Linked DNA regions of Homo sapiens: all the other regions are linked to region 1. The links are chromatin loops, found by intact Hi-C in ENCODE. Cell type or tissue: OCI-LY7. All regions are shown on one strand. Links, peaks and the distances in the headings refer to the core of each region. The heading gives the core; the rest is flanking DNA. Region 1 overlaps GPR160 (G protein-coupled receptor 160). Region 2 overlaps SEC62 (SEC62 preprotein translocation factor). Region 3 overlaps SAMD7 (sterile alpha motif domain containing 7). Region 4 overlaps SAMD7 (sterile alpha motif domain containing 7).

What was found. A loop is a pair of places that touch in the nucleus more often than their neighbours do. Peaks named below come from ENCODE experiments on the same cell type or tissue, not always from the same donor. Only the 100,000 strongest peaks of a DNase experiment are listed, where the experiment ranks them.
Region 2: a loop joins it to region 1, with 4 times the contacts of the local background. A loop is called at or near these places in 4 of 110 quality-filtered maps.
Region 3: a loop joins it to region 1, with 4 times the contacts of the local background. A loop is called at or near these places in 3 of 110 quality-filtered maps.
Region 4: it touches region 1 in a loop (4-fold over the local background); 3 of 110 quality-filtered maps call a loop at or near these places.

The regions. Positions count from the first base shown.
Region 1 is chr3:170,051,316-170,057,615 of GRCh38, reverse strand. The region is part of intron 2 of GPR160 (G protein-coupled receptor 160); the gene reads right to left. All of the region lies in intron 2 of LOC124909455 (a long non-coding RNA gene), which reads left to right. It also overlaps the pseudogene RNU4-38P. Among named protein-coding and RNA genes, the nearest start is that of GPR160, 16 kb to the right of the region's middle. RefSeq lists enhancers at 275-494, 1,306-1,805, 1,946-1,995, 2,026-2,085, 2,416-2,555. In OCI-LY7, for the core only: CTCF peaks have their summits at 2,996 and 3,206 (motif pointing right); DNase peaks (open chromatin) are centred at 1,805, 2,285 and 3,225; H3K4me3 peaks cover 2,077 bases; H3K27ac peaks cover 2,966 bases.
Region 2 is chr3:169,974,603-169,980,902 of GRCh38, reverse strand. SEC62 (SEC62 preprotein translocation factor) reads right to left here. Exons shown (of 8, transcript NM_003262.4): 2 at 5,187-5,295; 3 at 3,852-3,957. Among named protein-coding and RNA genes, the nearest start is that of SEC62, 11 kb to the right of the region's middle. In OCI-LY7, for the core only: CTCF peaks have their summits at 3,735, 3,938 and 4,174; DNase peaks (open chromatin) are centred at 2,272 and 2,536; H3K4me3 peaks cover 1,211 bases; H3K27ac peaks cover 4,000 bases.
Region 3 is chr3:169,930,356-169,934,355 of GRCh38, reverse strand. All of the region lies in intron 7 of SAMD7 (sterile alpha motif domain containing 7), which reads right to left. It also overlaps the pseudogene FAM20BP1. Among named protein-coding and RNA genes, the nearest start is that of SAMD7, 21 kb to the right of the region's middle. In OCI-LY7, for the core only: a CTCF peak has its summit at 3,987 (motif pointing left); DNase peaks (open chromatin) are centred at 2,035, 2,485, 2,945 and 3,965; H3K4me3 peaks cover 2,632 bases; H3K27ac peaks cover 3,313 bases.
Region 4 is chr3:169,937,536-169,941,535 of GRCh38, reverse strand. SAMD7 (sterile alpha motif domain containing 7) reads right to left here. Exons shown (of 9, transcript NM_001304366.2): 9 at 2,361-3,218. The coding sequence ends at 3,030. Among named protein-coding and RNA genes, the nearest start is that of SEC62, 27 kb to the left of the region's middle. In OCI-LY7, for the core only: a CTCF peak has its summit at 1,703; DNase peaks (open chromatin) are centred at 575, 885, 1,585, 2,055 and 1 weaker place; H3K4me3 peaks cover 2,304 bases; H3K27ac peaks cover 3,639 bases.

The sequences.
Region 1 (6,300 bases), core at 1,123-5,122:
GAGGGAGGGCACTGCAGTCTCTGATTTCAGTGTTGCCAATGTTTCTTAGAGGTATGGAAGAAACTTAGTTATTCTCCCAATTTACATTCCCTGGAGCCTGGCTCCAACTCCTTGGTATCAGCTCATGTGGATACTTTTACATCCCTATCTTTTCATTTTTTAATTTGTTTTTAATGTTAAGTTCAGTCTCCATAGAGTCTCAAAAATTGCCAGTGCCAACCATATTTCATCATGGCAGGGTATTGAGAAAAGTTTTCAATTAGCAAGTGCCTCAGATAAACTTCACTGGCTATGAAATGGCCACTGCACAAAGCTATATCCCCTTATTCTAAAAAACCTGAGTTTCTGGTTGCCCCTGCTGGAGAGGCCTGCAGCTTGAGCCTGCTTACCCCTTTGTATTTCAACTTACATTCTAGGTAACTAGAATGACTATAGCCCAACTATACTTATTTGGTTACCCTTTTTATATTATAACTACCTTTGCTAGGTGTTTGGAGCCTGAACTCCTGTGCCATCTTGACCAGATGTCATCACTTAAATAATTGTTTTGCTCTCCTGTGGCTCCGGTATACATTTTGTAAGACCCTCTTTACATAGTATGCACTCAAGCTAAACATAGTTCTGAGAAGTCTTGGTATTGCCAGTTATGAAATGACTTCACTGTATCATTTGCCTACTTTCAGTCTCATACAAGTATTAACTAGAGCACTGATGTATGAAATGTGGTATTCTGCATATACCCACATTATAGTTACTGTGATGGTTCAACTACCTTGTGATTCACCATGGCCCATAGGCTTTTTCTGCCAAAAATAGGCACAGTGCCAATCATTCTCCAATTTGAACCTCTTACTTACAAAATTAATTAGCCTTCACGTGATTCTGTCCAGTATTTTATAAATACGGTACCCCATTAATGCAGGTTATTTTGACTTCTGTTTCTAGTATTTCTCGCATACAAACATATACACTAATATGCCACCAGTTATGGATTAAAACTGATTAAACAGAATGGTTCCCAGACTGACCTCTAAAAGGTTAAATGATGACTTATCCCACACTGGAACCATATCCTTGATAATGTCTCTGTGTTACCTTCCCACCGTCTAACTGTGGTATCATGTGAGCTAACCTGTTTCCCCGGGCTGTTATTGATTATGTCATTCATAATGAAATCAATAGCATGAGAAAGTTAAGATTATGTCCCCTGCTTCCTCCAGATCCGTAAAATGTTCTTGAAAACAAATCAGGTTACACTGACACAATTCATTTTTCTATAAAGCTACCATGAATTTTTACTCAATGCCTTATGTTTGCTTGTAAATTAGTATTCTGGTGATGTATATTTTCACATAAACTTCCCTTACAATGTGACTGTATTTTATTGACTGCAAATTCTACACATATATTCACCTCGTCATCATTTTGGTGGGAACAGATAAGTAATACAAGTATAAGGTTCAGAATTAAAGAGAAAGGAGTTGCATACCTTGTACTAGTCATTCAGGTACTGAGTTTTAAGAACAACATCAACAAATAGAAAATATATCTTAAAAAAAATCAACAATATAGGAATGGGATTAATAAGAGCAACAAAGGATTATAAGAACAGTTGTTCAGATACTTATGGGCTGACCGCTTAGCAAACATGCTCACAGAAGAGGTTTAAAAAGAGTTTTTAAGGCCGGGCGCAGTGGCTCACGCCTGTAATCCCAGCACTTTGGGAGGCCGAGATGGGCGGATCACGAAGTGAGGAGATCGAGACCATCCTGGCTAACACGGTGAAACCCCGCCTCTACTAAAAATACAAAAAATTAGACAGGCGTTGTGGCAGACACCTGCAGTCCCAGCTACTCAGGAGGCTGAGGCAGGAGAATGGCGTGAACCCGGGAGGCGGAGCTTACAGTGAGCCGGGATCGCGCCACTGCACTCCAGCCTGGGGGACAGAGCGAGACTCCGTCTCAAAAAAAAAAAAAGTTTTTAAAAGAACATCTGAACTAGAGATTGCCTCCTGGTTCTCAATGATTATCATGTCCTTTAGTCTTGCTTTCTTCATCAAAATAAACGGCCTAAGCATACAATGATCTGGAAAGTAGCAATCAGAAATCTGTGCTCAATAGTCCCTGAGACCCCACTCTCCATCCCGGGCTTCTGAATGTGGCTCCTTGTATGACTCAACCACCAGAGAGGTTATGACATTCTTCATGCTTAGTTGTTCATGGTTTCTGAAACCACGGTTATTCATCATTGCTGAGAAACTGAACCAGAACAACCACCTAAGGGAGATCCTTTTTTCACCATCACATTGTCAGGTGTGATGTCAGGACCCAATCAGCCGGGGTCCAGTTCTCCTATAAGTCTTTGGTAACAGTATCCCAGACCTACGCCAGCTTGCCCCACTACCATTCTACCTGTTTTGTTTCCATTCTCAGGATTCAGAAATATAACATACACATCTCCTAAGAACGACTTTATATCCATACAGTAGAATATTATTCAGTCTTAAAAGGAAATGAAATCCTGGCCGGGCACGGTGGCTTATGCCTATAATCCCAATACTTTGGGAGGCCAAGGCAGATGGGTCACCTGTGGTCAGGAGTTCGAGACCAGCCTGGCCAACATGGTGAAACCCTGTCTCTACTAAAAATACAAAAAGTAGCTGGGCATGGTAGCAGATGGCGGTAATCCCAGCTACTAGGGAGGCTGAGGCAGGAGAATCACTTGAATTTGGGAGGCAGAGGTTGCAGTGAGCCAAGATCGGGCCACTGCATTCCACCCCGGGTGACAGAGCAAGACTTCGTCTCAAAAAAAAAAAAAAGAAAAGAAATTCTGATACATGCTGAAGGTGGAAGAACCCGTAAGACATTACACTAAGTGAATAAGCAGACAGAAGATGACAAATATCATATGATCCCATATATATGAGGTACCTAGAATAATCAAATTCATAGACAAAAAGTAAACAGTAGCCAGGAGCTAGGAGAAGGGAAGAATGAGGAGTTACTGTTTAATGGGTGCAGGTTTTCAGCACAGGATGAAAAAGTTCTGAAGATGCGTAGATAGCAGTATCAGTTGCTCAACAATGTGAATGTACTTAGTGCCATTGACCTGTACACTTAAAAATGGTTAAGATGGTAAATTTTAGGTATATTTTACTATAATGATTTGACCTGAGCAGCTCAGTCCTTCTATTCTGCCAGAAGGTGGTGATGTTTTCTTAGCCCCTGCTGTCTGCTTCAATGTCAGGCAAAAGCAATTTTGAAGAGACAGTTTTCTGGATACCTCTGGGACCTCAGGGCCTTTGAACTTGTGCTTCAGAAGACCATTCTGCCTGGGATGGTCTTCTTTCTTATACTCATGTAGCTTGCTCCCTCAACTGCCTGAAGTCTTCACTTAAATGATACTTTTTTTTTTTTAAGCATGAGACTAATAATGATGAGAGTTTAAGATAAGTTTGTTGGGCAGGCAGGGCTCTCAAGCCAAATAACTCTACACACACATACACACACACACACACAAACGCTGCTTTTTAGTTTATAAAATATTTTATGGAAATTGTCTGATTCAAATTGTCTAAATCATGTTCCTGAACTAATATTCCATGCACAAATGCCAAGATATTCAAGTGTTAAAGCTGAGTAATTAAAAAAAAAAACAAAAAACCAAAATGGGTAACTGTGGTCTTTTCCCTAATTTGAGGTGAAGAGAAAGTGCCAACAGATGAAAAATAAATATATTCACATTACTGAATACAGAAAACAAGCATATGACCATCTTGAGAGATGCAGAAAAATCTTTGGAAAAAATTCAACAACCATTCATGATAAAAACCTCTCAGCAAAGTAGGAAACTGATGGTTTCCTCAACCTGATAAGGAACATCTATGAAAAATCTATAGCTATCATTATACTTAAGTGTGAAAGACTGACCACTTTACCCCTAAAATTGGAAACAAGGTAAGGATATCTGTCCTTACTACATCTACTCAACATTTTAGGATATCCTAGCCCATTCAGTAAGGCGAGAAAATAAAAGAAAGGCATACAGACTAGAAAGGATAAGATAAAACTATTTGTAGATGGCATTTATGTATATTGATAATCCTAAGGTACTTACAAAAAATCTACTGGAATTAATAAATGAATTTAGTTAAGATCACAGGTCAATTTTTAAAACCACATTGCTATATATAGCAACAAAATTCAAAAATGAAGGAAAATATATCATTTCCAATAGACTCAAAAACATAAAATAAGAATAAATTTGTATAAATATTTATAAAATGTCAATGCTAAAAGCTACAAAACACTGCCAAAAAAACCTAAAGACCTTAACAGAGATATGCCATGTTCATGGATAAGAAGATTAATATTATTAACATGTCAATCCTCCCCAGATTAGTTGATTCAATGTAGTTCTGATCAAAATCCAACCAGGCCTTTTTCTTTTTTAAAGATATTCACAAGCTGATGCTAAAATATATATGAAAATACAAAGGGTTAGAATAGCCAATAACAAAGTTGGACGACTTACACTACCTGATTTCAAGACTTATAAATTATAGAACTCAAGACAATGAGCTTAAGAGTTCAAACCAGTCCACTTGATTTATAAGAAAGTACCAATGCAATTCAATGGAGGAAAGGAAAGTCTTTTCAACACACTGTGCTGGACTAACTGGATAACCGTATGAAAAAAAAAGGACCTTAACTCCACTTCACACCATTAACAGAAATTAACTCAGGAGAGATCACAAGCATAGCTATAAAAGGTAAGACTCTACAAGGAAAACAAAGGAGAATATGTTTGCAACCTTAGAGTAAAGAATTCTCAAGCAAAACACAAAAAGCACCAAATAGAAAAAAAATTGATAAAGTGAACTCATTAAAATTAGATTCTTCTGTTCATCATAAGAAAATGAAAAGGCAATTACAGACTGGGAGAAAATGCTTACAACACATCTATCTAACAAAAGACTTGTGCCCAGACTACCAGACCACATATATAAAGAGTGCCTACAAATGAATAACAAAAAGTCAAACTACTCAAACAAAAATGGGCAAAATACTTAAAAAGACACTCCAAAAAGAATATGTACAAATGGCCAATAGCAAACAAAAAGGTACTCAACATCATTAGTTATCAGGATAAAGCTAATTAAAATGACAATGACATACAATTTCACATCCATCAGAATGACTAAAATCAGAAAGACCAACAATACCAAATATTGGAAAAGATGTAGAGTAACGAGAACTCCTATACGCTGCTGTTTGAGGTGTAAAATGGTGTATCCCCTTGGAAAATAGTGTGGCATTTCAACATAGGCTTATCCTATGATCCAGTACTTCTACTACTAGATATTTACCTAGGAGTAATTAAAACAGGTCGGCCAAGTGCAGAGGCTCACGCCTATAATCCCAGTACTTTGGAAGGCCAAGGTGGGCGGATCACTTGAGGTCAGGAGTTCGAGATCAACCTGGTCGACATGGTGAAACCACGTCTCTCCTAAAAATACAAAAATTAGCTGAGCATGGTGGCGTGCACCTGTAATCCCAGCTACTTAGGAGGCTGAGGCAGGGGAATCACTGGAGCCTGGGAGGTGGAGGTTGCAGTGAGCCGAGAATGCGCCACTGCACTCCAGCCTGGGTGACAGAGTGAGACTCCATCTCAAAAACATAACAAAACATGTCCACAAGACTTGTATAAGGTTCAGCAAGTACTTATTAGATATAAGATTAAAAACACAAACCATAAAAGAAATCAACAACTTAGGCTTCATCAAAATTTAAAACTTTTTTTTTCTTTAAAAGGCACCATTAGGGAAAAAGTCATGGGTCTGGGGAAAATATTTTCAAACTATTTATTTGTTTTTTATTTTTTTATTTTTTGAGACAGAGTTTCGTTCTCTCTCCCAAGCTGGAGTGCAGTGGTACGATCCTGGGTCACTGCAACCTCCGCCTCCCAGGTTCAAGTAATTCTTGTGCCTCAGCCTCCTGAGTAGCTGGGATTACAGGCGCATGCCACCGCGCCCAGCTAATTTTTGTATTTTTAGTAGAGGCGGGGTTTCGCCATGTTGGCCAGGCTGATCTTGAACTCCTGATCTCAGGTGATCTGCTGGCCTTGGCCTCCCAAAGTGCTGAGATTACAGGTGTGAGCCACTGCACCCAGCCCCAAACCATATATTTGATAAAGAATTTGCATCCAGATATATACCTTAAAATTCTTGAACCTCAATAAGAGGATGGTGAGAAATAATCCAGTTTTAAAATGGGGCAAAAGATGTAACTAGACGTGTCA
Region 2 (6,300 bases), core at 1,385-5,384, 77 kb after region 1:
ATAAAAATACATCCTGTTCCTCATATGTTAATTGAAAAAGCAGCATTTTATAATGCAGTTAATATACATGTCCATATATTAAGAGTACATGTGTACACATACAGATACTTGAAGTATATATTCTCAAATGGTAATGTGGCTGGCTATCTACGAAGCAACATTATTAGTAATTTGGATTTTCTTCTAAATCATTTGCAACAGTTCCCATTTTCTTAAATTTACTTTAGTGGAAAAAATGATTCTTAATAAAGAATTTTAAAAACAAACAATGCAACTTTAGTAGAAAAAAGCCTTTTCCCTGATGAGTAGATACTGAAGGCAATAGAACCAGCAGGATCATCTGCTTCTGTCAATTTTCCTGCACAGCTGCCCACCCCCACGAAAGAAAAGTAGATTATTAACTTTCAATCAAATTGTGTTGAAAATAATTTCACAATTAGGTTGAAAGATGAGACTGACATTATTTAACATTTGTATAGTATCAGAGCCTCCGTTTGTTTGGCTTTAAACCCATGACATAGAACACATTACTAACATAAAACTCTCTGACATTTTTACACAACTACTCATACTTTCCTATCTCGGTGTGTTCTATGCCCTTTGCTTGGAATGAATTTCCTTTCTTCTCTTGTTTGTTGGGTAATCACCTATTTATGTTTCAAAATTTACTTAAAACATTTTCTGTGTGATGTCATTCTTCATAGTTTCACCATCTCTCTCTTCCTTATTCAACACACTGCATTGTGATTAGTTATAAATCTTCCCTAACAGATCAGAATATGTTTTGATGTAGGGACCAAGTCATAGTTATTATTGTATTCCTGGAGCCTAGACTATTTGTTGAGTAAGTGGTTTTAAAACAGCTTCTAAAACATTTAAAAAATTACTTCTGTATTTTTTTCCTTCACTTCCATTTTTTTTTCAGATTTAACAAACATTTATTAAATGCCAGACATGTTGGGGACTTCCACCAATGTGGCAAAGGTGAGTTTTTATGAAGTGCTCACACTGTGGTAATTGCTATGGAGTTACAATAAAGTATAAAACAGTCTTACAATTGTTTTCAGATTTAGCTGGCAGGAGATTTTAAAAAAACTCACACATATGTAGCAATTCTAAAATAGTTAAGGGCCAAACTGGGAGGTACTAACTTGATAAACTCAGTAGAACTTTAGATACAAAGGCTGATGAAGGCTGGAGGGCCTGGGGAAGAGTACATTCGGTAGAGGAAGGACTTGAGGGATTTGTTTGTGATTTTGAGAGGCAGGTGGGACAGAGGAAACAGAACCGTTTAGGGAAAGTGGCAAGTTATGATAGGAAAAAGACTAGAAGAAAAAATGAGTGTGGCATGTGCACAAGACTGAGGACGACATAACTGGATTGGGGGTCAGTGATACAAAGTCTTGTGGAGACTTAACCTAGTATGTATGAGTTCATTCATGATATAGGCCATAAAAAGGTATAGATCACATTAGAAAAGATTGTTTTATCATCCTACATTTTCCTATTTTGTTTTTCCTCAGACTCCCTCATGCCACTTAGCTGCCTCAGAAAAACTGACAGTATTGGAGGATGCCAAAAAAAGAAAAAAAGAAACTGGTCAAGAGACCCTTTGTGATTTTGTCTGCTATTGGGCAGCAACTCATGAGAACTGGCCAATAAGACTCTACGGTTATATTAGAAGTGGCTCTGGAGACCTTAAAGTTATGCTATTCTCATTTATTTTAGTGCAGAAAGGACTCAAACAATCTGACATCAGTGGGAAGAGCGTATACAATGAAAATCGAGTGTCTTTGGACACTCTCTGTACTCAGGTCTTTTGAGCTTTTCAAATAACAAGGTACCAAGGCTCCTAAAAAGCCAAAAAATGTGGATTCATACTGGCTGCTCTACTCAGAGATTTGGGCTTACAGATCTAATAGCTCCATTAAATGCATCGTCATTTTGTTGGAGGAGACAGTATAGAGCGGTAGTTAAGAACACAGACTGTGGAGACAGGCTGCTAGATGTAGAACCCTAGATCTGCCACTTGCTAGCTGTGTAGCCTTAGATAAAGTACTTAAGTTCTCTGTGCCCCAGTTTCTGCATTTGTAGCATCTCTTAATTTTTACACAACATGTAAAAAATACATCAGTTTTGTGGCAGGTAAGGAAGTTTGTACTTTTTGGTTTGTTTTTAAGACAGAGTCTTGCTCTGTCACCCAGGTTGGAGTGCAGTGGTGCGATCTCGGCTCACTGCAACCTCCACCTCCCGGGCTGAAGCTATTTTCATGTCTCAGTCACCCAAGTTGCTGGGACTACAGGTGCATGCCACCACGCCTGGCTAATTTTTGTATTTTTAGTAGAGATGGGGTTTCGCTATGTTGGCCAGGCTGGTCTTGAACTCCTGGCCTCATGTGATCTCCCTGCCTTGGTCTCCCAAAGTGTCAGGATTACAGGCGTGAACCACTGTGCCCAGCCTGGAAGTTTGTACCGTGGAGCTAATTCTATTCACCTTTTTATTTTTTCCCCACGAGCAGATTCAAGTTGCCCTGGATATATGCTTGCTGGAGCTAATTCTAACTAGACAAGTTGCTACAAAAGACAAGCAAATATCAACTGCATGAGTGTTAGCTCATCCTTGTCTCAACAATGTCTCACTCTGTCGCCCAGGCTGGAGTGCAGTGGCGCAACCTCGGCTCACTGCAAGCTCCGCCTCCCGGGTTCACGCCATTCTCCTGCCTCAGCCTCCCGAGTAGCTGGGACTATAGGTGCCCGCCACCACACCTGGCTAATTTTTTGTATTTTTAGTAGAGATGGGGTTTCACCTTGTTAGCCAGAATGGTCTCGATCTCCTGACCTTGTGATCCACCTGCCTCGGCCTCCCAAAGTGCTGGGATTACGGGCATGAGCCACTGTGCCTGGCCGAAACCTACTGTTTCTAAAAGGTCTGTTAGTAACCTCTAGTCTTTGGCAACTAAGAATTTTAAGAAATATTCAATAATTCTTTAACTTGACAGCTTAAGAAACCAGGTTGTGAAATAGTGGTTTTTAAGAGGGTTCTTATGTGGCTGATACTTTAGGTGCCATTAAATAAAATATTAGTACACATAAAATAATCTAAAATCCCAAAAGATAAGCTTTAGTGTTATGAAAACAAAATTTAGTTAACATATATTAAGAAAATGCTTAGTATTAAGTAAACCAAGAAAAAAAAGAAAAGAAATGGAAAGAAAAACCAGCATACTTCCTTCCAAAAGGAAGGTGATTTTGTCTTTTAGGTAAACCACTTAACATCAAAAGTTTTTTCAAAACAGAAAAAGTATCTATTATGAAAAATATATGTATATTACTGAATTAGCTGTATTTCATCTTGAAATTCTCAGAAAAAGATAAGGTAGATGTTGCAGCTTCCTTGATTTTAGAAGAAATACTACATTAGCAAACACTGAACCAAATAGGAAAGGGTATGAGGCTTATGGCTCAGGGTGCAGGCACTAAAAAAGTAGCGGTAACACAGCTAATAGGAATTCCTGCAAAAGTTTTGAAAAAAAGACTCCTCAACCAATTTGCTCTACAAAAGAAAAAACTTTCTTTTCTACTGTAGGCACTGGTATATGACTTTTGTTGCTGACCCTTCAGTAGGGCTCACAAATATATAAAATAGAACATAAATAAAAATTATATACAGTTAAAAGTATAATAGTCTAATACCAAACACATTTCCAGAGGTACCAAAGAAATCAGGTTACATGTGAAAACAGTATTTGAGTTATGTTGTAGTATCACTACATTTAATGATGTAAGGAGCTTCAGGACTATGAAGAAAATTTAAAATTATTATGTTATTCTTCACTAAGAAATAAACAGTACCTGTTGCAGTAGTCAACCACAGACTCCCTGGTTGTAAATAAAGCTTCCTCTCCTTTCTTGGCCTTTGCCCACTTTGAATCCAAAAGACAGTCCACTGCTTTTGAAGCTAAAGAAGAAATTCATTATTTTAAATTTAGCATACATGGGGATTTATGTCTATCTAAATAATATTTTATAAAGTAAAATTTCAACACTCTGGCAACAAAAAAGAAAACCAAACTCAACAGAAAACTAAATCTAACATGATCATGATTAGTAGTTCCCCAAAACCTCAACTTGTGAACTATATTAAGTATCTTTTAAAAGTAATGTTGGGAAATAATGGCATTCAGAAAGACCAACTAAAGCAAGTTAAATTAATGGGGAAATATTCAAAAATTTAAAATATCTGTATGTAACTATCACTCTTATTAATCACAAGCATATGTAGATAAACCAAAATGTTCACCACTCCCTGCAAGTAATAAAAATTCTCATCAAGTTTTACTCTAATACACTGAGGAAGAAGCTCTGTCAACAATCCACTGCTGTCACAAGAAACAGCTAAACATATTATATCTGAAGAGATTAGCACATCTACTTTTTAAAACTTGTAATGAATGTCAAATCATTAAAAACAGTAAAGAAAGAGACGATAAAGGACTTTTCCTCTACACTGGCAATTTAGTTTTTTTTTTCTTCTAAGAGACAGGTTCTTGCTCTGTCACCCAGGCTGGAGTACAGTGGTGGGATCATAGTTAACTGCAGCCTCTAACTCCTGGGCTCAAGCCATCCTCTCACTTCAGAGGCGCATGCCATCATACTCATCTAATTTTTTTGTAGAGATGGGGTCTCATTGTGTTGCATAGGCTGGTCTCGAACTCCTGGCCTCAAGCAACCCTCCTGCCTTGGCTTCCCAAAGTGTTGGTACTATAGGTGTGAGCCACGACACCCAGCTGCAATTCACTTTTAATTGATGAGAAAGGCAAACTCAACCCCTACTTATAAGCTCTGGTGTTATAAATGACATCAGCTTATAATGACATTGTTTGGGGAAAAAAAGCCAGTGCTCTTAGTTCCAAGTACGCATACTATCTAAACAAAAGGTAGTATTTTAAAACACTGAAAATAAATCCTATTTAAAAAAATTTCCAACAATTGTTATTAGAAAACATGTTATCTTTTTATTATAGACATTTTCAATCATAAAAGAAAAGAACAGAATAATCAACTGCCATATGTCCATCACCAGAACAATCACATTTGGAAAGCACTTTTAAAACTTCTACATATCCCAAATGTAGGTTAACTTCATAACATATGTACACTAATACGATTTTACTGATATAATCCTACCAATAAAATAATCAACCCGGTGACCCATCATATTGGTGGACTTTGTTGGACAGTTGAATCGAAGATACTTGGCCACAGCCTTCTCTTCTTTAGATGGTTCACCAACTTCCTGCAACATATGAATATTAATTTAGTATAATCATATACTTGAGAAATTCATGCGCTGAATAATAATTTACAAATCTATTTTATGAATCTTTTCAAGTGGAGTACAGGCCTTGCTTTCAAGCTTTCTCTGGAGCGACCTAATAAAGTATTCAAAAGACAAAAATGGAGATTTAAAGAAACTACGTTTTTCAAATATAAGTTGATAGAGGCAAAGCCTGTCTGCTTCTTGGCTTCAACTATGAGGCATTTGAGTTGTTTTTTCCACAATGGTAACTACTTTGTACCAGTTCACTTTCATTCTTATACGGTCTTTTTTTTTTTTTTTTTTGAGATGGAGTCTCACTCTGTTGCCTAGGCTAGAGTGCAGTGGTGCGATCTCGGCTCACTGCAACCTCTGCCTCCTGAGTTCAAGTGACTCTCCTGCCTCAGCCTCCCAAGTAGCTGGTATTACAGGTGCCTGCCACCATGCCCAGCTAATTTTTGTATTTTTAGTAGAGACAGGGTTTCGCCACGTTGGCTAGGGTGGTCTTGAACTCCTGACCTCAAGTGATCCGCCAGCCTAGGCCTCCCAAAGTGCTGGGATTACAGGCGTGAGCCATCGTCACCGGCCTATAGTCTCTTTTTATAAGCCACAAAACAGTAATTAAAAAGATAAGATGTTGCTAATAGTGAGTATCCAAATGTCAAAGTAAGTAGAAACAAGTGTCATAAATAAATGTTAAAATAACAGCCAAAGATATGTATCCTGAACAATGGACAACAGATCGCAGAAGGAGTTCTCAAATTAATCAATGACAGCTGCCCCCAATGTGGTAGCCATAAGAACTACTGACACAATGACAATTTGTATTCTCTTTCCTTTCCCCCTGTGGCTGCAGATACCAGACACTCCTGGGACTGTCTTTCTCATCTTCTCTTCTCCAGTAAGGGTGAGGCAAAAATGAAAAATGCAAAAAGAGTTATTACTATCTCATTTGAAGAGGTGATTAATGGAAGTGCACTGACA
Region 3 (4,000 bases), core at 1-4,000, 120 kb after region 1:
CCCTGCCTCCTCTAGGTTGTGTTCTTATCCTCCTGCCCCCACTGCTCCCACCCTGGATAGAACTCCATCATTGCTTATCTGAATAGGCTTCCCCTCTGTCTTGTCCTCTTCAACTTATTTTCATAAAAGCAACCTGAGTGATCTTTCTGCAATATAAAGCTAACCATGCCGCTCCCTACTTAAAACCTGACTGCCTCCAGGATAAAGCCACAATCCTTCACTGGGTCTTCTGGGCTCTGTGACCTGGCCCTGTCCACCTCTCCAGTCTCATCTTGCTCTCCCCACCTCTCCCACCTTGGCCCTGGCCCTCTGTAGCACTGGGAACTACTCTCAAAGTCCCAACCATATTAAAGTTTTCTCTGGCTCTGGCCCTCACCTGGAAATTCCTCCTTTATCTCCCTCCTGCCTCACCTCTCCTCTTGACTTTCAGGTCTCACTTTAGAGGCCTCTTCCTTTAGGAGGCCAAGAGTCCCTCATATGTGTTCCCACCATGCTCTGTACCCGCCTTTCACAACGTGCTCGTATGGATGTGGGATCACTCACTGGTGCCCCTCTTCTGGACTATGAGTGCCATGAGAAGAGGAACCACATTGGTCTTGTTTCCACTCTGTGCTCCATGCCTCACAGGGCATGACTCAGGACCAGCTAAAAAGTAGAATCTTCTTGGAAAGCTCCTGTACTGGGAACCTTGTGTTCTAATAGATTTTAGTCATGAATGTATACATATATTTTTCCACAATATGCACCGGTGTGGAGAAAGGACTGAAATGTTCCACTCAAAACACACACTCCAGAGCCAATCCCAGTATTCATCTATGAAAATGTCTGATTGTCCTTTGGCCTGGGAATTAAGACTGACCAACTATGATGCCTATTGCTAGAATGGGCAATTGCTGAGGAATTCAGAAGGTGATTCAGCAGGAACATCTCCATGCTCAGAAACTTGTGGTCTTTGCTTTAGTTTCTACTACAGAAAACACCAAAGACATCCAAGGCCACCCTGTCCCCTGTCACCAGAACTTGCTGCTGGCCATTTCCAATCCATTTCATACCATTTGGAATTGATTGTGCTGCTTCTCTATCTTTGTAAAAAGAAGTTTCACTTATTTTTTATTGAGAGTTACAAGTGGGAGAAAGGCATTGTGTCTTCTACCATACAGTGTCCATCCCAAACTGGTCAGTGCACTGCTCCACGGTGGCCAGGACACTCAGGAGCCACTGGTCCATGGCGTCCAGACGAGGATCAGAGAGCACTGGGGAGAGGGGGTCATGGGCCATGGCAGATTTTAAGGTAGACTTCAGCACACCATTCTTTAGGTAGTTCCGTCTGTTCCAGGTAGACACCTGAGTGATGCCACACTGATAGAGGGGGGGAAAGAATGCTTCTTTCATCCAGCAAGGGGTTCCCAAAGCTTTTGTTGTTATCAAGAAGGATGAGCATACTGGCGCCCTCATTATCTTGAAAGTTCTTATAGTAATGGCAGTCAGCATTGTCAATCAGGTAATCAAAGACAGCTGTGTTAATGGTGTCCAGGCGGCACAGGCCAGAGTCATAAAGGGACGTTTTCTTCACAGCCTCACAGTAGCGCTCATCATACTCCCACCTGGCCAATTTGCCTTTTCAGTAAGTCCTGGCCCACGGGTGTCAGTGTTTCTGGAGAGGCCACACATCTGGAAGCCAAAGTGTGACAGATTTTTCCATTGTGTCTCCATCGGCACAAGCTGATTCTGTTTCTCGGTAGTAATAACACTTCCCATAAAAACAAGTATTGTGTCCTACAGTTAGGAAGGGGCTCAACAGCTGCTCCATGGTAACAGGCTTGATCTCTGTCTGAAGATGAACGGATCTGCCCACCATCAGCAGGGCTCTGGGACACCCACAATCCTGTCCAAGTGAAAGGCTGCTACCTCCGCATTGTGTCTATCATAACCGGCATATGGTTCCCTTCCACTACATAGTCTCGGCTATACTACTTAGGTTCGAAAACAACTTTCTGTTCCCTTTCAAGGATCAGTAAGGCTTTCAGCTGTGTCCCTTTATAACCCACATCAGCTTTAATAATTTGCTTGGTGGCCATGGCATGCATGATTGCCCCCAGCTCTGGTGTCTCTTCACAGTACACTTCCTGGGGAACCACCCACTGGGCTGCAGTCTCCTAGGAAGACTGCAACGTGTGGTCCAACTTGGGTGACAGCTCCATCCACAAGCCAGTCATCATTCGGTGAAAAGCCCTCAGGGGATCAAGTAGTGAAACGCTGCTTGGCAGTTGATGTATCTAAGTTGTCAATCAGGAAAACTTTGGTGAAGATAAAGATGACAGGAATTGCTAACAGCATGACTCGCTGCTTTAGCTTCATGTTGACCTCTTTTCTTCTCCCCTGACCCACTCACTCTCTGGCTCACTTATCAAGGAGAGGCAGTGGTAATGGTTAGTAAGGAGATTCCATCATTACACACATTGGTCCATTTGTGGATGCACCTTCCACAGTTCCCGTTGCGTCCTAGACTCGCTCGTGGCTACCCATGCAGTGCAATGCAGCATGGCCCCCGAGGAGGGGCAGCCCCAGGCTGTGCTTATCACCCCAGCCACTGCCACCACCACTGCAGCTCCCACCATTCCCTGGCCACCTCTCTCAGCGCTGAGCCAGCCGTCCCCCAACAAACTGCATTAAGTAATTATTTCTTTTCCTATTTTAATTAAGCAAATTATAGAAAATGGCTAATATAAATTAAAGAGCCAGGTGCGGTGGCTCACATCTGTAATCTCAGTTACTTGGGAGGCTAAGGCTGGAGGATCACTTGAGCCCAGGAGTTTGAGACAAGTCTGGGCAACATAGTAGACCCCCATCTCTTTAAAAAAAATTAGCTGGGTGTGGTAGTGTGCACCTGACAATTTGTGAGCATCCAAAGGAGGAACCACGTGGATAAATTTTCAAGCAGAGGTAGGCTGGCAGCCAGGGGACTGAAATGTGTGAGGATCTAACCCTCAGCCATGGTGGATGTACTCAGGGCCTGGGGCGAGGACACATACATGTCCCTGTCGCTCAGATGTACCCCCTTCTTTCTCACCAGAGCAGTTTGGGCCATGTGTAATGATATAAATGTGCACATATTTTCAGTAATTTCAGTTCTTTTTAGAGAGAGGATATTTTATCTGCTGAGTCCTCTGAACTAGACATTTACTTGGAACAAAATATGTTGCAGGCTCTCCTGAATGTTCCTTAACAGCTGAGCCACCAATCCTTTCTCTACACCTATTTAAAAGAGTTCATTTGCACTTGGGGCTTTGGGTTTTAGTTGTTATTTTTTTTCTGCTGAATTTCTTTTTCTACCTACAGGAGGTGAGTGGTGAGAAGTTGCTGAGTAGGCACCTAAGGCAGAGATGGGGAGTAAGAGGATAGTTGGGGGACAGTAGGTTTAACGCCAGCTAATCTCAGCACCTTGGTCCAACTCATTTAAAGAAAGGGGCTATGGGGCTGGGCGCGGTGGCTCATGCCTGTAATCCCAGCACTTTGGGAGGCCGAGGTGGGCGGAACATGAGGTCAGGAGGTTGAGACCAGCCTGGCCAACACGATGAAACCCTGTCTTTACTAAAAATACAAAAAATTAGCCAGGCGTGGTGGTGTGCACCTATAGTCCCAGCTACTCGGGAGGCTGAGGCAGGAGAATCGCTTGAACCCAGGAGGCGGAGGTTGTGGTGAGCAGAGATGATGCCACTGCGCTCCAGCCTGGGCGACAGAGCAAGACTCTGTCTCAAAAAAAAAAAAAAAAAAAAAGAAAAGAAAGGGGCTATGAGTAACAATGAGTAACACCTGATGGGACATTTTAGACAAGCGTCCTTGTGAGAGTGGGGTACAAGCAGTGCTGCTTCAGGGCTGTTGCATCCAGAGGGCATCTCCCCATTTCTGTATAAAATAACATCACAGAGCATAGCTGGGGGCAGGCACAGCACAGCAGTGACATCTTTCAGTTGATGCCACCTGCTGTCACTTGGAGGGA
Region 4 (4,000 bases), core at 1-4,000, 110 kb after region 1:
GGTTATTTCTCTTTTCGAGATGTTAGCAGCCATTTATGACTACTGCCTAGATTGCTTATGTTTTAGGGGTGCATAATGGTGATATTCAAATTCTATTATTTCTCCTTAATAGCTATAATACTTCCCTAAAGGAAACAGCTGCATAGTACTCCATTGCCTGGATATTTACTCAATCAGTCTAAACATATTTCATAAGTCATAATTCCCTATTTATCAAACATAATTTTATTGTGATGGTTTTCCAACAAGAGAGAAGTTGTCATTGTTGTTGCTTTGTTTTTTATTCATAAAGAGTACAGAGTATGCTTCAAGCCTCAAGTGGCATTTCAGAAAAAGTTAAAAACTATTTCTAGATGATAATGTAAATAAAAATCCTCACCCTCCAAAATAATCTGTTCATAAAGTGTCCCTTTTGTTAAAACGTACCCAGGAGTCTTTAGAAGAAGACAATCTTGGTAGAAGGTAATCTTGGTAGGGACAAGCAATTTCAGTTTTATTCTCTTACAATGAAGAGTACTGAGAGCTGGGGAGGGCCTCCTTTACATGTGTTCTTCTGGTTCTTTTTTAAATGCATGGACCTAAAATTAAGCACAGTGGTTTTTTCTGGTGATAGTACATGCCAAGATGGCATATCGGAACATTTTCCTTAGAGCAACATTGAGATACATCTGTGCAAATCAATCAATTACCAACTCAATGGACTTATTTAGCAGCAATACGAAACTCAAAAGTCATCATAGTGATTGAACCTCATTATCACTTTGCCATTAAAAATATTAAGCATTTCTTTTTATCCCTCACCACAGCATCTGTAACTCACACCTGGCATTTTGTGAAACTTCTGTTTGCTGGGTAGTATAGCAGGTGAAATGTCACGTGACCAAACAGTTCTTCGGTACACTGAGCATCAGATGAATAAAAAGAGGGAAAGAGGAAGTGAAGCATTTTTCAAGTTATTTTTAGTAAAAATCTTGCCACTCGTTATTCATTGGCTTATTGCCATCTTAAATAACTTAAAAAAGACATATTTTTGAAATATGGGAGGATTTTCTGTCTGTCCCTGTCTCTCTTTCAGCAAAGGGACCAAGAGAGTAAAGTAACAATTCACAAATACATGTGATGGTTTCATACAGTTTTTGTCAGAAGAAAAACCTGTTGTCTTAGTAAAAATGAAAGAAATGGAAGCTTAACTAAATTAGGCTTATAGGAAAATGATTTCAAAAGCCCACCTTCCAAATCAAAAAGTGAATGTGGGTAGCATGCAATTTGTGTTTACTAAATGCAACTTAATTTGTTTGTTTTAGTACTCCATTATTGTGAAATAAATTACTTCAAAACTTAGTGGCTGAAAACAACACACATTTATTATCTTACAGTTTCTGTGGGTCAGAAATCCAGAGTGGCTTAGCTGGGGGCCTCTGGCTGAGGGTCTCTCATGAGCTGCCATCAAGCTGTGGGCTGGAGCTGAGGCACCTTCAAGTTTCCTTACATGGCTGTTGGCAGCGTCAGAAGATCCATTTCCAAGTTAATGTGGGGCTCTCCACAGGGCTGCCTGGAGACAAAGAATCTGGCTTCCCCAAGAGTGAGAAATCCAGAGAGAGAGAGAGAGCGAGCACCCAAGACAGAAGCCACAAAAGTGACATCCCATCTATCACGCCTTCTGTATTCTGTTCATTAGAAAAGCCTCAATACCCCCAGCCCGCCCTCAAGCGGAGTAGATCACACAAGGGCTTGGGATACCAGGATGCAGGGATCCTTGTGGGCCATCTCAGAGGCTGCTTTCTAGAGTTTGCTCATGTTAAATGTAAATTTTTTAAATAGAAAATATATTCTCATGGTTAAAAATTCAAAATGTTCAAGAATGTATATGGTAAGAAGACTTCATATCCTGTTAGCCAATCCCCTCCTTGAGCAAACTGTCATCATTTTCTTGTTTATCCTTTCAGAGACATTCTGTTAAACATCAAGTTGAAAATGTGGGATTCCACAGGGTGTGAGCAGAGAGCACTCCACCTTGCCAGCTCAAACCTGCTTTGCAGAGATAACTTCCCCACCCCTTGGATGAAATCTCAAGTGGATACTATGACTTTTCACCTCCCTCTCAGATAAAAAGCAGTCCTCCAGTCACTTTCAGTCATAACATAGTTGTATTTCAGAAATAAAATACCTAGTCATGAATAATATTCAAACTCGATTTTTTTTTTTTTTTTTGAGACAGAGTCCTGCTCTGTCACCCAGGCTGGAGTGCAGTGGCACGATCTCAGCTCACTGTAGCCTCCGCTTCCCAGGTTCAAGCAATTCTCCTGCTTCAGCCTCCCGAGTAGCTGGGACTACATTCGCGCACCACCAGGCCTAGCTAATTTTTTTTTGTATTTTTAGTAGAGACGGGGTTTCACCATGTTGGCCAAGCTGGTCTTAATCTCCTGACCTCATGATCCGCCCGCCTCAGACTCCCAAAGTGTTGGGATTACAGCCGTGAGCCACCGCGCCTGGCCAAAACTCGAAAATTTAAGGTTAAAGCTTCTCACCTTCCCTAGCTTGGGCCTGCTTCACGCTGGAAATCTGGAATGAGAAGAGATGGAGTCGTGGTCAGCTTCTCCATTTCTGTTCTGTACTTCTGCCCGTTCTCTTCTGCCTCTCTGTGGTTTCATTGGGTTGCCTTTATCTCTTTCAGGGTTTGGGAATGGAAAATGAGTGAAAAAAGGGAGGGAGCTCTTTTTTCAGTTTCAGCTCTTTTGGTTTCTTCAGAGATTTCTTCATGGAAACATCCATCTGCAGCTTTCTTGATGTTTGTAAATCTCCCCTTCATTAGCATTTGCTCCTAAGGATGCGTCTCCAGTCATTTGGTGCTGGGGTCATTCAGCCCTGGCAGGGAAGCCCCTTGGGCAAGTCTCCTCCATGAAAGCCCCAGAAAGGCTGACTTTCTCTTCTCATTCTCCATCCAGTACTGGGAAATCCTCACACATCCTTTGTAATATCCTAGGCTCTTTGGAAAACTGGCTAAGACTATTCTTCCTCCTTGAGGGCTTTTAGTTTCTCATACTACCTCGCTCAATTCCTTTAGGAATTATTGTATCCTGGGGACAAAAAATGTTCATTGTATCACTCCAGGAATTAGGATCCAGAAGAGGGGATGTATCTGCTGGTTGATCAAATGCTTGTCTTATAGGAAATGAAAGAGTTTTCTTGTAGAACATACTTCCCACATGCTGAGATACCTTTTAAGACAAAATAATTATAGTAATCAATTCTATGAATTTTTTTCATTAACTCAGCATTAAACACACATCACAGAGAGGCTGAGGTAATTTCAGGCATGGAGCATCTATTAACATATAGTTGTGGGGGTCACAATTGTAGGATGTGGTGGGCTTTTTCTTTCTCTCAGAATTATAGTGTTTACAGATGTAAAACAGGGTATCAAGGTGGCTCTAACCAGGGGCAGCTGAGCAATAGTGGAATTACTGAGGGGGAGAAAAGTAGATGGTGAGGTCAGGACGGTAATGGTGGTGGCATGTTAGGAGGAGCACAAATGACATAGGTCTTTGGCTTTGGCTCTGAAGGCAATGGGGAGCTATTGTAGAATCTTGAGCAGAAGACTGACACAATCCATCTTACATATTAAAAGGACCACTTTTACTGTTTTGTGAATCAACTCTGGGTGGGCAAGGGCAGAAGCAGGGAGAGCAGTTAGAAGGCCAATGCATGATTTCTGAAAGATTTAGAACCAGAAATACCATTTGACCCAGCAATCCCATTACTGGCTATTTACCCAAAGGAATATAAATCATTCTATTACAAAGATAAATGCACACATATGTTCATTGCAGCACTATTCACAATAGCAAAGACATGGAATCAACCCAAATGCCCATCAGTGATAGACTGGATAAAGAAAATGTGGTACATATACACCATGGAATACTATGCAGCCATAAAAAGGAACGAGATCATGTCCTTTGCAGGGACATGGATGGAGCTGGAAGCCATTATCCTCAGC